2 separate regions of the Homo sapiens genome follow, and region 2 is linked to region 1. A link is a contact called in ENCODE Hi-C or POLR2A ChIA-PET data. All regions are on one chromosome and are shown on one strand. Each heading gives the region's core, a stretch centred on a gene start or an enhancer-like site at or near the end of the contact. The rest is flanking DNA. Distances are from core to core; before and after follow the strand shown. Region 1 overlaps PRKCE (protein kinase C epsilon). Region 2 overlaps PRKCE (protein kinase C epsilon).

What was found. Hi-C counts contacts between places; a loop is a spot of excess contacts on that map. ChIA-PET counts read pairs that join two places held with the same protein, here RNA polymerase II (POLR2A). Pooled maps may share reads with other maps.
Region 2: a map of endothelial cell of umbilical vein shows a loop between it and region 1 (7-fold over the local background). The contact joins two enhancer-like sites. A Hi-C loop is called at or near these places in 8 of 168 maps with a recorded cell type or tissue (PC-9, endothelial cell of umbilical vein, heart left ventricle and 2 more) and 11 of 50 pooled maps. POLR2A ChIA-PET finds 5 or more read pairs at or near these places in 4 of 52 experiments (K562, MCF 10A, T-cell and 1 more).

What each region holds. Positions count from the first base shown.
Region 1 is chr2:46,065,848-46,071,325 of GRCh38, reverse strand. The region is part of intron 10 of PRKCE (protein kinase C epsilon); the gene reads right to left. Among named protein-coding and RNA genes, the nearest start is that of EPAS1, 230 kb to the left of the region's middle. RefSeq lists an enhancer at 2,813-4,012. Within about 2 kb of position 3,390, at least 3 of the 41 ENCODE cell types and tissues checked have a DNase peak (open chromatin) inside an H3K27ac peak, as active enhancers do; they include endothelial cell of umbilical vein, where a contact is called at or near this core.
Region 2 is chr2:46,115,857-46,121,334 of GRCh38, reverse strand. All of the region lies in intron 11 of PRKCE (protein kinase C epsilon), which reads right to left. Among named protein-coding and RNA genes, the nearest start is that of EPAS1, 180 kb to the left of the region's middle. RefSeq lists an enhancer at 3,198-4,397. Within about 2 kb of position 2,331, at least 3 of the 41 ENCODE cell types and tissues checked have a DNase peak (open chromatin) inside an H3K27ac peak, as active enhancers do; they include endothelial cell of umbilical vein, where a contact is called at or near this core.

The DNA.
Region 1 (5,478 bases), core at 2,141-4,640:
AGTAGCAGCCTATGGCTCCATGATAAACAAATTTCAAATCAGCTGACTAGTACATATTTATAGAGGACTTCAAAAAGGCTACAATCTCTTTGGAGAGATGAGAAACTCCAATGAAATACGTTAACATTATTCGATGGTATTTTATTATTTGGAAGTTTCCATAGAAGAGTGGAGATTTAGGGGGAAGGTGTCAAAATGAGTAGGGTGTGGGTTTTCTGGGTGCAGGAAAGCCATGAGGACATGGGCATCTCTACGCATTTGGTTTACTTAAGAGAACAGTGATGAGACCTAGCTGTTTGGAGCAAACCATCTCCATCTTGGCCTTTTTGTTTGCTTAGAAAATGATAATCTAAGGCAAATGAGAGGACATAATTAACAAGTAAAGAGTAATCATGGCTATCATTTATTGAGCACCTCCTATATGTCAAATATAAGCTACTTTTCCATTGATGCAAGAATTATGAAAGCAAATGTTAACATCCACATTTGACACAAAGATACAGAGGCTCAGAGGAGTTGACTTGCCCAAGGCCATGGAACTAGTAAGTAGCACAGCCAGAATTTGACCCCGTGTCTGTCCCAAAGCCAGGGGCTCTTTCTGTTACTCCAGGAGTCACCCTCACCATCATTCAATAGAGCTGTCAATAAAATGCCACCTTTGTTTTTGTTTTTGTTTTTTTTTTGAGACGGAGTCTTGCTCTGTCGCTAAGGCTGGAGTGCAGTGGCATGATCTCAGCTCACTGCAACCTCCACCTCCAGGGTTCAAGCGATTCTCCTGCCTCAGCCTCCTGAAAAGCTGGGACTACAGGTGCATGTCACCACACCTGGCTAATTTTTTGTATTTTTAGTAGAGACAGGATTTCACCATGTTGGCCAGGATGGTCTTGATCTCCTGACCTCGTGATCCACCCTCCTTGGCCTCCACAAGTGCTGGGATTACAGGCATGCGCCACCGCGCCCAGCCATAAAATGCCATTTTTTTATACATCAAAAATGAAGGTGCTTGAGGCTAACATTCAAAAATGTGTATTGAGGGTCCACACAGGAAGCCTGTGCTCTGGTTATATTTATAGAGGTGGTCTCAAGTCTCTAGAACACAAAGTCTCTGCTACCTCGTGAAGGAACACAACAGTTCTCCCTGTGACCAAAGGACCCTTGCCTTCTTTAGAGTCAACCTAGAGTCCAGGTGAATACAATGTCATGTCTTTCATACAGTGGGCTGCTTTGTAGCAAACTCCACCATCTGGACGTCACTGTAAATCAGTAAGAGAGAAGAGGTCCTCTGAGCAGGAAAAGAAACACTAGCACCAGGACCCACGTGCTACTCAACAGCAGAAGTGAACACCATGTGTGAATCTGTCGGCTAGGTACCACTTTGTGGTTCTATCAGTAAAATTCAGGTTAGGATTTCAACCTTAAGAAAATTCCATTCTTCCCAGCTTAGGAAATAAGGGAATAGGTGACCGCTAGAATTGCCCCAAAATTGCCAATCTGGAACTATTTAAAGCAGGAATAGCAATCCTAACATCTTATAGCCCTTCTTATAGCCAACTGTTACACCAAAGTTGCCAAGAAAAACTAAAATAAGATTCAAAAATCTTTTTACCAAGACTTTAAAATTTGTGCTAATTTTATTATAACAGTGATGCTATTGCTATGAATGATTATGCAATGATTTAGTTTGGAAATTTTTTCCATCAAAGTGGTATACTGATTTATAAGGGCCCATATAAACTGTGTAACATGGAAACCTGAATTTCCTGATAAGTGCTAGATAAATGAATGGAATCAAAATACAGGAAACTGATTTTTTAAATGGTTAGAAAACATATGAATGACTTTTATGTTCTAAACTCTAAGTACCCTATAGTTGTTCTTATTGTTGATTGGAGTATTTTTTTTTGCAAAGTATATACTTTAAAAAATCCTTACTTACAGAAACATATTTTAGACGCATACCATATCAGAATCCAGAAAAGGCCTACTGACAGCCTTCAGAAACCACTTCAGAGAACAGTCATGTAATTTCAACTTCAATAGTTAGTGACTGGCAATTTGGAGATATTTCACTTTCCAGGTGGTGAGCAACAGGTAAGTGAGAATACAGCAGAGGCTACCACGTAAAAGAAAGTCTCTGAAATGCCCTGGTCTGTCTGCTCACTAGAAGACATGCCACTTCTCCTCTTCAAAGCATCTTCAATGATTCTTCAAAGCATCTCCATTGTCATTTGGAACCAAGCCCCAGTTCTAAGCAGCAGTGCTTTCCACACTTGAGCATGCAGAAGAATCAACTGGACAGTTTTTATAGCATAATTCCTGGACTCCACACCCAAATATTCTGATTCTGCAGGTCTAAGTTGGGACCGGAAATCCTGCATTTCTAAGAGGCTCCCAGGTAATGCAATGCTGCTAGTCTAGGGATCACCCTTGGAGTCACAAGGACCACAGCTCCTGTCGTCTGGTGGTAATCTAAATTTCAATCTGGTATCTCACAAGTCCCTACTTGAGCTGATCTCTTTTAATATCACAACCACTTCTTGCTCTTGGTTACTTCTGAGGCATTTGGGCAACTGCTCCAAGTCTCTCCCGTCTACATGCCAGGCATTTCCTATCCTCCTGCTCATTGGTGATGCCTTTGCAAATGAAGACAGCCCTTGGAGAATTCTTCTGCTTCTGAATTCACGGCAATCCTTAAACTACACATCTGATGATTGATCTTATTCTGTATGTGACAACCTTCTACCATTGCCTTATATTGTTACATCAGAGAGAGTTTTTTAAAGTTGGTATTATTTTTCTACCCTTCTTCAACTGGTCTTTCTCAGTCCTCATGAGTAGGAATTATACCTTGCACCTAATGGTACACCAATAAATAATGACTGATTAATTAGATATATCAATTAATATATTTAATATCATTTTGGTTCTGCTCTGCTATGATTGTCTGAACTACCAAGGTGGGTGAGCACCATTACTCTAGAAAACCTAATTCAACACTGTTTTATTGTCTTGTTTCCCAGGGCAGCTCCTGAAGTCTCTTTCTGAATCCTTTACTGGACCTAACAGAGTAGGCATGCTCGTAAGTTAGATAGCCTATGACTCAAGTGGCTCACCAAAATAGATTATTTTTTTCATCCTGGATACAGACCAGCTAAGGTTTATACTAATTCATGACCCTCTGTTAAGAATCTCAAAGGGAGATTCTACCCACTGATAATGTAAAAGTGCAGACAAACCCCCAGTCTCTCTCTGAACAATGAAAACGAAAGATGTTTCCATTGCCTTCTGACTAATCCCTTCGCGAGTGATATAATCAGTAAGCCAGTAAGGAAACCCTGCCTTCAACGAGAGTATGATGTAAAAAATGTGCATTCTCTTGCAATACTGACCCATGAACAATCTAATGCCAGGAAACCCACAACAAATGCCTGGAATACCGGCATTCCAGATTCACATGACTTTTACTGTACCCCTACCTTGCGTTATATTCTTGGTCTGTAGCGTTAGGAGAGTTAGCTAAGTAGTTATTACCAAGTTGTCTAGCTTGATAAGGATGGGCAAGCCCTCCACTGTAGACCCCCAGGCTCTGCTTTAAACTAACGGGAAGTTTTATGCGTTAATTTCATGAATGCCATTCAATGTTCAGCAGATACATTGTGAGCATCTACTAGATGCAAGCAGCGTTCCTGCAACACATAAAGTGCTCATTCTTCTTTTGCTCAGAACTCTAAGATGTGTCCACCCTTGAAATTACACATGGTGTTTCATTTTGCACCACGTAGGCTGGGCCCAAACCTGAATACGCACCAAACATGTGGAAGAGACGAGAAAGACTGCAGGGAGCAAAGGCCAGGCCACAGCATAAAACTCACTGCCTTCGGCTAACAGGTACTCCTGTCACCTCTGCCTTCCAGGTAGCGCCAAAACTGCCTCTCAGATGTCACCTCAGGCTGTTTATTGTGACTCTGAACCACTACTTTAAGTACCATTCTTTTCCTATTAATCCAAACTGTTTAAATAAAATTATTTTGATGGATGAAGACTCAGTATATATAATGCACGTCATTCATTTGGCACTTGTTCAAATAGGATATGGTGATATCTTGTATAGGACCAGGCTGAACATTTATCTGTAGAAAGGAATGCATTGCTTGGCCAATTAATAGCCAATGCAAAGGTAGATAATGTTTTAAATAATTTAAGAATAGAAAGAAATTTTTGGCACAGCAGTAACAACTACCTATTTAGCAAATGTGCTGGTTAAAATGATCCTTATCTTTTTATCATGTCAGGCTCTTCAGAACTTCTACCTGACAACAATTTTATTAGCCGTTCTAGTTCCTGTCCATGCACAGAAGTAATACAATGTCATCACTTTGAACATATTCCATATTACTCAGATTAACCACCAGTTCAAATGGTTCAAATGAGTTTCCTTTACCACGTATCTATGGAGAAGATAAAACTCTGCCAACTTAGTTAAAAAAGAAGCAATGATAAGAATCATTCTTTGGGGTTGACTTCCCACCACCCCAAAGACACAGCTCACCACAGAACTAACTCTTCTCCTCCTGTCTGTGAAGCCCAGGACATAGTTCCCACGTACTTATAACCAAGGGTCAGCCAGTGACAACAGTTGCCTGTAGCCTAAGAGCACAGCGAGAAACTTCTGTCCTGCTCTGATCATCTAAATGGAAAATTTACGAGATATACAGACAAATCAGTTCACAGACTATGCCCCAAGCACTAGAAATAACTTATTTCTACAATGTATTTGTACAAAATGTTCTGGATAATATAAAGTTGTTAAATGAATATAAGTCTAGGATTCCTAATTGGAGTGGATCGTTCCCTGCCCTCTTCCCCTGGAGATGGGAAAATCAAAAAGCAACAGACAGCCTTAGCCAATTCAACCTCTACCTATCTATTTTCATTCATAAATTCGGAGGGAAAGAAAGGAAGGAAAGAAAGTGAGGTCTCAAAAAAATGAAGTGAGGTAGGTGACTCATTACTTCAACATTTTCTTGGGGGTAACTTTAGCCAAGCCAGTGCTCAAGTAGGTGTATAGGCAGAAATAGGGGGAAAAACAGATACATCAAAACAAAGGAAGTTTATAAATGCTTCCCCTTCACCTGATATTGTACAGGGCCATCTCACCACGCTACAGCCCCTGCAACCCCTCACCACTTCTGTGTCTTTCCTCTAGGTCACAGCCTGCTGCTCCACACTCTGTCATGGGAGATGCCAAGGTTAAAATGACAGTTGGACTGTCAGCATCCAGCTTTTTGGAACGTCTGTTAAATAGTCTTGACGGATGCTGGATCTTTGCAAATGGGTGGTCGGGGACCAATACAGTCTCAGAAGAGGTATTTAAGACAAATTAAACAGCAGTGTTCCCCTGGCCCCATGGGCAAGAGGCAAGAGTGGGTTAGCTTCCCAAGAGACCGTGCCATCAGCTAAAGCATGAATCAACTGATC
Region 2 (5,478 bases), core at 1,082-3,581, 51 kb before region 1:
CAAGAGGCCATAAACAATACAACGCCTACTTTACAACGGGTGCACCAAGGTGGAAATGAAAATTGTCTGCCTGTGCATTCTTAAGCTTATTAACCCCAAGAATGCCAAAGCATTATTGGCATAAACATCCCCATAAAAGTTGCTGAAAGGGTGGGTGAAGATACTCTGGTTAGATGGAGCTGTGATGGTAAAGTGACATTTTAAAAAGTTTGGTTTGGTTGAAACACAATTTATCTCAAAAGAAAGGGTTTTACTTTGGGAATGAATCCAAGTAGTCCAAAAGGCTCCTATGCTTTCTTAGACAATAAATTTTACAGCTTTGACTGAGTTAGGTTTTTAAAAATCATCTTCCTGATCATGTAGGTCAAGTGCCACAGATTCATGGTGAACAAACGTAACAGCTGTGAGTGGTGGAAAACTGATATTAATACATCGGTAAGAAGGCAGGATTCTATTCAGACTATTCTAGTTTTTACAGTATGGATAGATTAAATATACTTCTTGACTTAACGTTGACAGGAAAAGAAGACAAGCCTCTGGTTTTTGAAACATGGGTGGCATCCTTTGAAAGAAAGGTCAATACAATCTGAGAAGTTACAAAAACGTGTTGAGTAGAGAAAGGAAGTGAAATGACAAATGGAAGTCTCTCCCCTTATGCCTTCTCCTATCTTCAGAAGAGTTAAAAAAGCCTACATCATCTACATCTGATTTCTCCAGGGTCTGAAAAACCTGCAAATATGGCTGTACTCTACCTAAACACCATGGCAAAATCTGTATAAATCTTACTAGCCAAAACAAGAGACCTGTTAGCTCACAGCTACCCCCAAACCTTCAGAGTCACATGAGCAGAGAACTTTGCATCTAGAGCGGGTTTTCCAGCCTGGGCACTACTGACATGTTAGGCTGGATAAATCTTTGTTGTGAGGACCGTCCTGTGCATTGCAGAATGTTTACCAGTATCCTTGGCCTCTACCCACTAGATGCCAGCAGCACTCTCCTGGCCCCCATCCCCAAGTTTCAGCAACCAAAAATGTCTCTAGACATTGCCAAATCTTCCCTGGAGGTAAAATAACCACTAGTGGTTGAGAACCATTATGCTAGAGGAACATCAAGAACCACTTTTCACTGGGGAGGTGAAGAGACTATGGTTGATGAGTGTCTGAACATGAGGTCAGTGCGTTTCCTCTTAGCAATGCTACTGCTTAAAAACCAAATTCTATTTTTTATCTGAGCTTCATGTTGGGGAGAAGAGTTTTCTAAGTCCCAGAATGACAGCATCTTTTGAAAACTTATGAACAAAGGAGCCCCAGGGCTTAACAGACAAAGCATAGCATCTCCAAAAGGTGCCCAAGGAGCCTCCCAGCTACAAACTCCCAGGGTACCCGCCAACTAAAAGCCAGGAGAATCCAACAAATTCCAAGGTGACATTTTAAAAGACACATTATCATTACAGACTTCAACAGTTCTATCTAAATTCTAGCAACGGGAGTTGAGAATCCTGAAGCCAAAATTAAGATATAAGTAGTGATACTAACACACTGGGTGGAGTGTTCCTCACAAGCTCCATTTTAGTGAGAATCTACGTACTGTCTCTCTGCTGCCGGAACAATGCGTGTTTCTCAATCACTAGTTGAAAGAGTCTCTTTGCAAATATTTCTTCACTTGCTAAGCAGAGATGGTTTCTGGGAGATAAATTGCTGGAAACAATGTTCCTCTCCTAGCACTAATGCAAACCATACTGCAAAATGAGGCACTACACTAAAAACTCAATTTATCCTGTTCAGCCTAGAAAGATTAGAAATTAGGGGAATTCGGAAAACACAAGCCCTTAGGGCCAATAAACCATATTTAGAACCATTTGTATGTATTTTATACTCAGGAATTTTATTTATGATAAGAATTTGAATGTCTCCCCCCACCCACTTTATTTATAAAGATTAAGTGACATCATTTAGCTAGAGTAAAGAATGCCCTAAAAAGAACTAATAGCCCAAGTTGTTTCCAAAGTTTAGGAAAGGGAAAAAAAAACACCCTAATAACCCCCCCTTTTTTTTTCTCTTTCACAAAAATAACAGAAGGAAAGCTGCTACTGTAATCAGCAGTGATTGCAGGCATTTCCTGTATTTTTATATCAAGCTGGTTGTTTTTTTTCCATTACATACCCAGTGAACTTCAGTTAGGTCAAGACTAGAGAAAAACAGGACCAATTATGCCTCCAACCCCACAAATCTGCCTACTTAGCTCTGCTAATTTTATCGTGTTGACTCCATGGTTCCAAGGAGCCAGAGATAGGAAAACTTCCATGGGCCATTTGCTCTCTTCCTCCTGGAGCCGAGTTCGTGCACTTCCCCCTCTACTTCTAACCCATTTAGTCTCCAGCATCCTAAGATGGAACTTTTGCTCCATCTGTTGCAGGCTGAGATTCAGTCAGGTTGTTCGAATGAGACTCTTGGGTGAAGTCTCTGCTTTCTTGGAGGCTCCCAGACTCCCTGGGGCCATTGCTCTGGGTTTGCTATCGGACAGGTCAACGCCCAAACTGCCAGATTCCACAGCGACTCCCATCCATCTCTAGGGATCTTCATTCTTATGCTTTATCTTCAAGAAGGGTAAGAAAGTCTTTTTCCTTAGGTCTCATCCTCCATCTCTTTGGCTGTAACTTAAGTCCATTTCTTCATGCTCTGTATTCTGTGGTTACAACAGCATGGGGAGCCTCCTTATTGAAGCCAGTTGTTAGGCAGTGATTATCATATAATAGTCTCATCTCCATTTTTCTCTTTTGTTAGTCCAAGGCTTTCCATGAAGAGTATATTGTGTCTGCATTTTTTGGATAATATTTAACACCTTGCTTCTGATACCAGATCACACTGATTTTTGCAGCCAATGCAGTGTTTTCACAGCCACCAGTAGCTATTTTCTTTTTCAAACCTTTGGAAAAGCTGTGAAAACCTCCTTTACCAATTTGAGATCATTGTAGAACAGTGACAAGCTCTTTGGCCAACTTTGGGTAGTTTCTTTCTCCACCGTGTCCCACAGCTACCCAAGTGCCAACTCTTCTGAGTGTAGAATTTCAGGTAGGTTTCCTCCTGGTGATGGTTCCCATGCTCAAGTTAAACAATGATGTCGTCATTCTAAACAACCTCAAAGGAGTCTCTCCAGTTGATAATTCCACGAAACTGTCCTCTAAGCTTTTCCTCTAGAGTTGCCTGGTTCTGACCATTTATTCTTCAATTATCCATGCTATTGGTCAACATTTTTTCTTATTGTTCACATTAATCCCCTTGTTTTATGTAATTCAGCATCATGATTTCATGGACTATTAGAGCTAGGGTAGATCTTAGAGGTGAACAAATGCCATTTTGAAGTGTTTTACAGGATTGAGGATTAGAAATGTTTTTCTAGTCTTGGAGTTACCTCAGATGACCCCACTCTTTAAATACAGGTGTACTTTCAAGTCAAAACCTGACATCCTTAGCAACAACCCTGCAACTAGTTGACAAAGATTCAGTGATTACCTACTATGTACCTGGCTCCACATTATGGCAATGTAAGGGATCAGTAATAATAATAAGCAATTACTAAGCCCTTCCTATGTGTTTTCCCAAGTATCACCTCATTTAATATTCACAGTAATCCCGTGAGGTAGATACTATTACTATCCCAGCTTTTAAGTGAGAAAATTGAGGATCAGAAGGTAAAAAGAACTGGCTTAGGACCCACATGTGAAGGGAGGATCCCATCCCAGGAGTGTCTGACTCAAAGGTGAGTAATCACCCAGCTTGGCTGAACTTCTGGCTCCCCAGAAGGTACCATGGGGAGCCCGGAAATCTCTGCCCATGTGATTTCTGGACCTCATGTAGAATTAATTTCAGAATCCATCATTTCAAAGCCAACTCAGAAAAATCAGGTTTTTCCTTTACAGGCTTACATTATTTTGGATACAAAATGATTTTCAGAAATCAGATCTACTCCCAAAGCAGGATTATTAGCCACAAAAGAGACTATGTAGTCAAATAAAAACCTAGAGAGGCATGTAGATGTATTCAATGTAAAAGCAGTATTTTTGCCCTGAGAATGAAGTCTCCCAAAAGGACAGTTAAAGGAGAGGACAATACTCATTTGAATGTGTAAACTCTGGTATGTTGGTTTAAAAAAGTCAGTCTATTTCCTTATGGCAAAGGACAGAAACTCCCACCCCTCTGGTGCCCTCACTTGCTTTTGGGAAGAGCTCAGTGGCAGATTCTCCAGTACTTTTGATAGTCAATTGTTCTCTTCACTTTCCTTGAAACATCAGATTTGATTCTGAGCTATTAAAACTAAAATCCTCTGTGTCATGTTCCTTCTTCTGTGAAATTTGACCAATAATTTTCTTGACTGCTGGCTTCCCTTCAAACAATAGCAAGAGAAACCACCCTGCAATTCTTTAGATTCTCCAAGTGAAATGCCTGCTCTCCGGTTTTTTTTCCCCTCCCAGACCTAACCGCTGCAGTACACTCTCAGTGCTACTCTTTCTCCTTTCCCTCATTTCAGTATAGGATGCTTTTACTCCTCCTATTTCTCTAGCCAGACCTTCAAGGGGCTTTTTTTTTCTCCGAACAGGCATCCTTCTCAGGAACAGCACCATGTGTGATGACTGAATTAGCGTCTCTGGCCAGCCACAGAGGAGGGTGGGGACAGATGTATAAACCATGAACTTGGCTAACAAGCAAATGAAGGCTACACAGACCAAATCCCATCAATCCAAGGACCCACTTGATTTCAGTTAAGGGCGGACAGTAGAGGTGGGGAGCACATACTCACGGTAACCCAGCCTTCTGATTTCCTCATTGATTCAAAGTGTCAACAGTGACCTCAGCAGTTTCTCCAATCTCCTTTCACATTTTTCTTAATCATCTAATTATTTGAAACTAGGATGAAAGCAACCAGGTCACAGTTACCAAATTGCTTATTACTGGTCACAGGGATGTTTACTTTAGAATCCTGTATATTGCAGTGTCAAGGCAGCTCATGCCCATCTGTGCACACTGTTTCCTGGGAAGTTCTAGAAAGCAACTCTCACGTGACATTCTCCAACATAGAGGAGTGTGGTCATCTCTCTGAAGTTGGCTTCCCTTGGACACAGCCCTAAGCTGGGTACCTTGGAGGATCCAAGAGAAGGTGAGGTCATGGTCTCTGATCTCCAAGGGCTAGCTAGCAATTTGGTTGGGGAGACAAGACTAATAAAAACGAAACATTTCGAGACTAAGCAAGCATTACATCTGTACCCACACTCCAAAATCCCATAAGCCACTGGGAAAATGATCATTCACCTTATGGAGAAACCTCACCCCAATCCTCCTGCCCTGTAACATTATAAAGCAAGTCCTTTCCTCTGTAACTTTAGGCCCTTGGTTGACACAGGCATCTAAAAGTAAGGAAATTTGTATGTCTTATATCAAAAAGAAAATCAAAGATGAAGAGTCATATACAAAGAGAAAACAG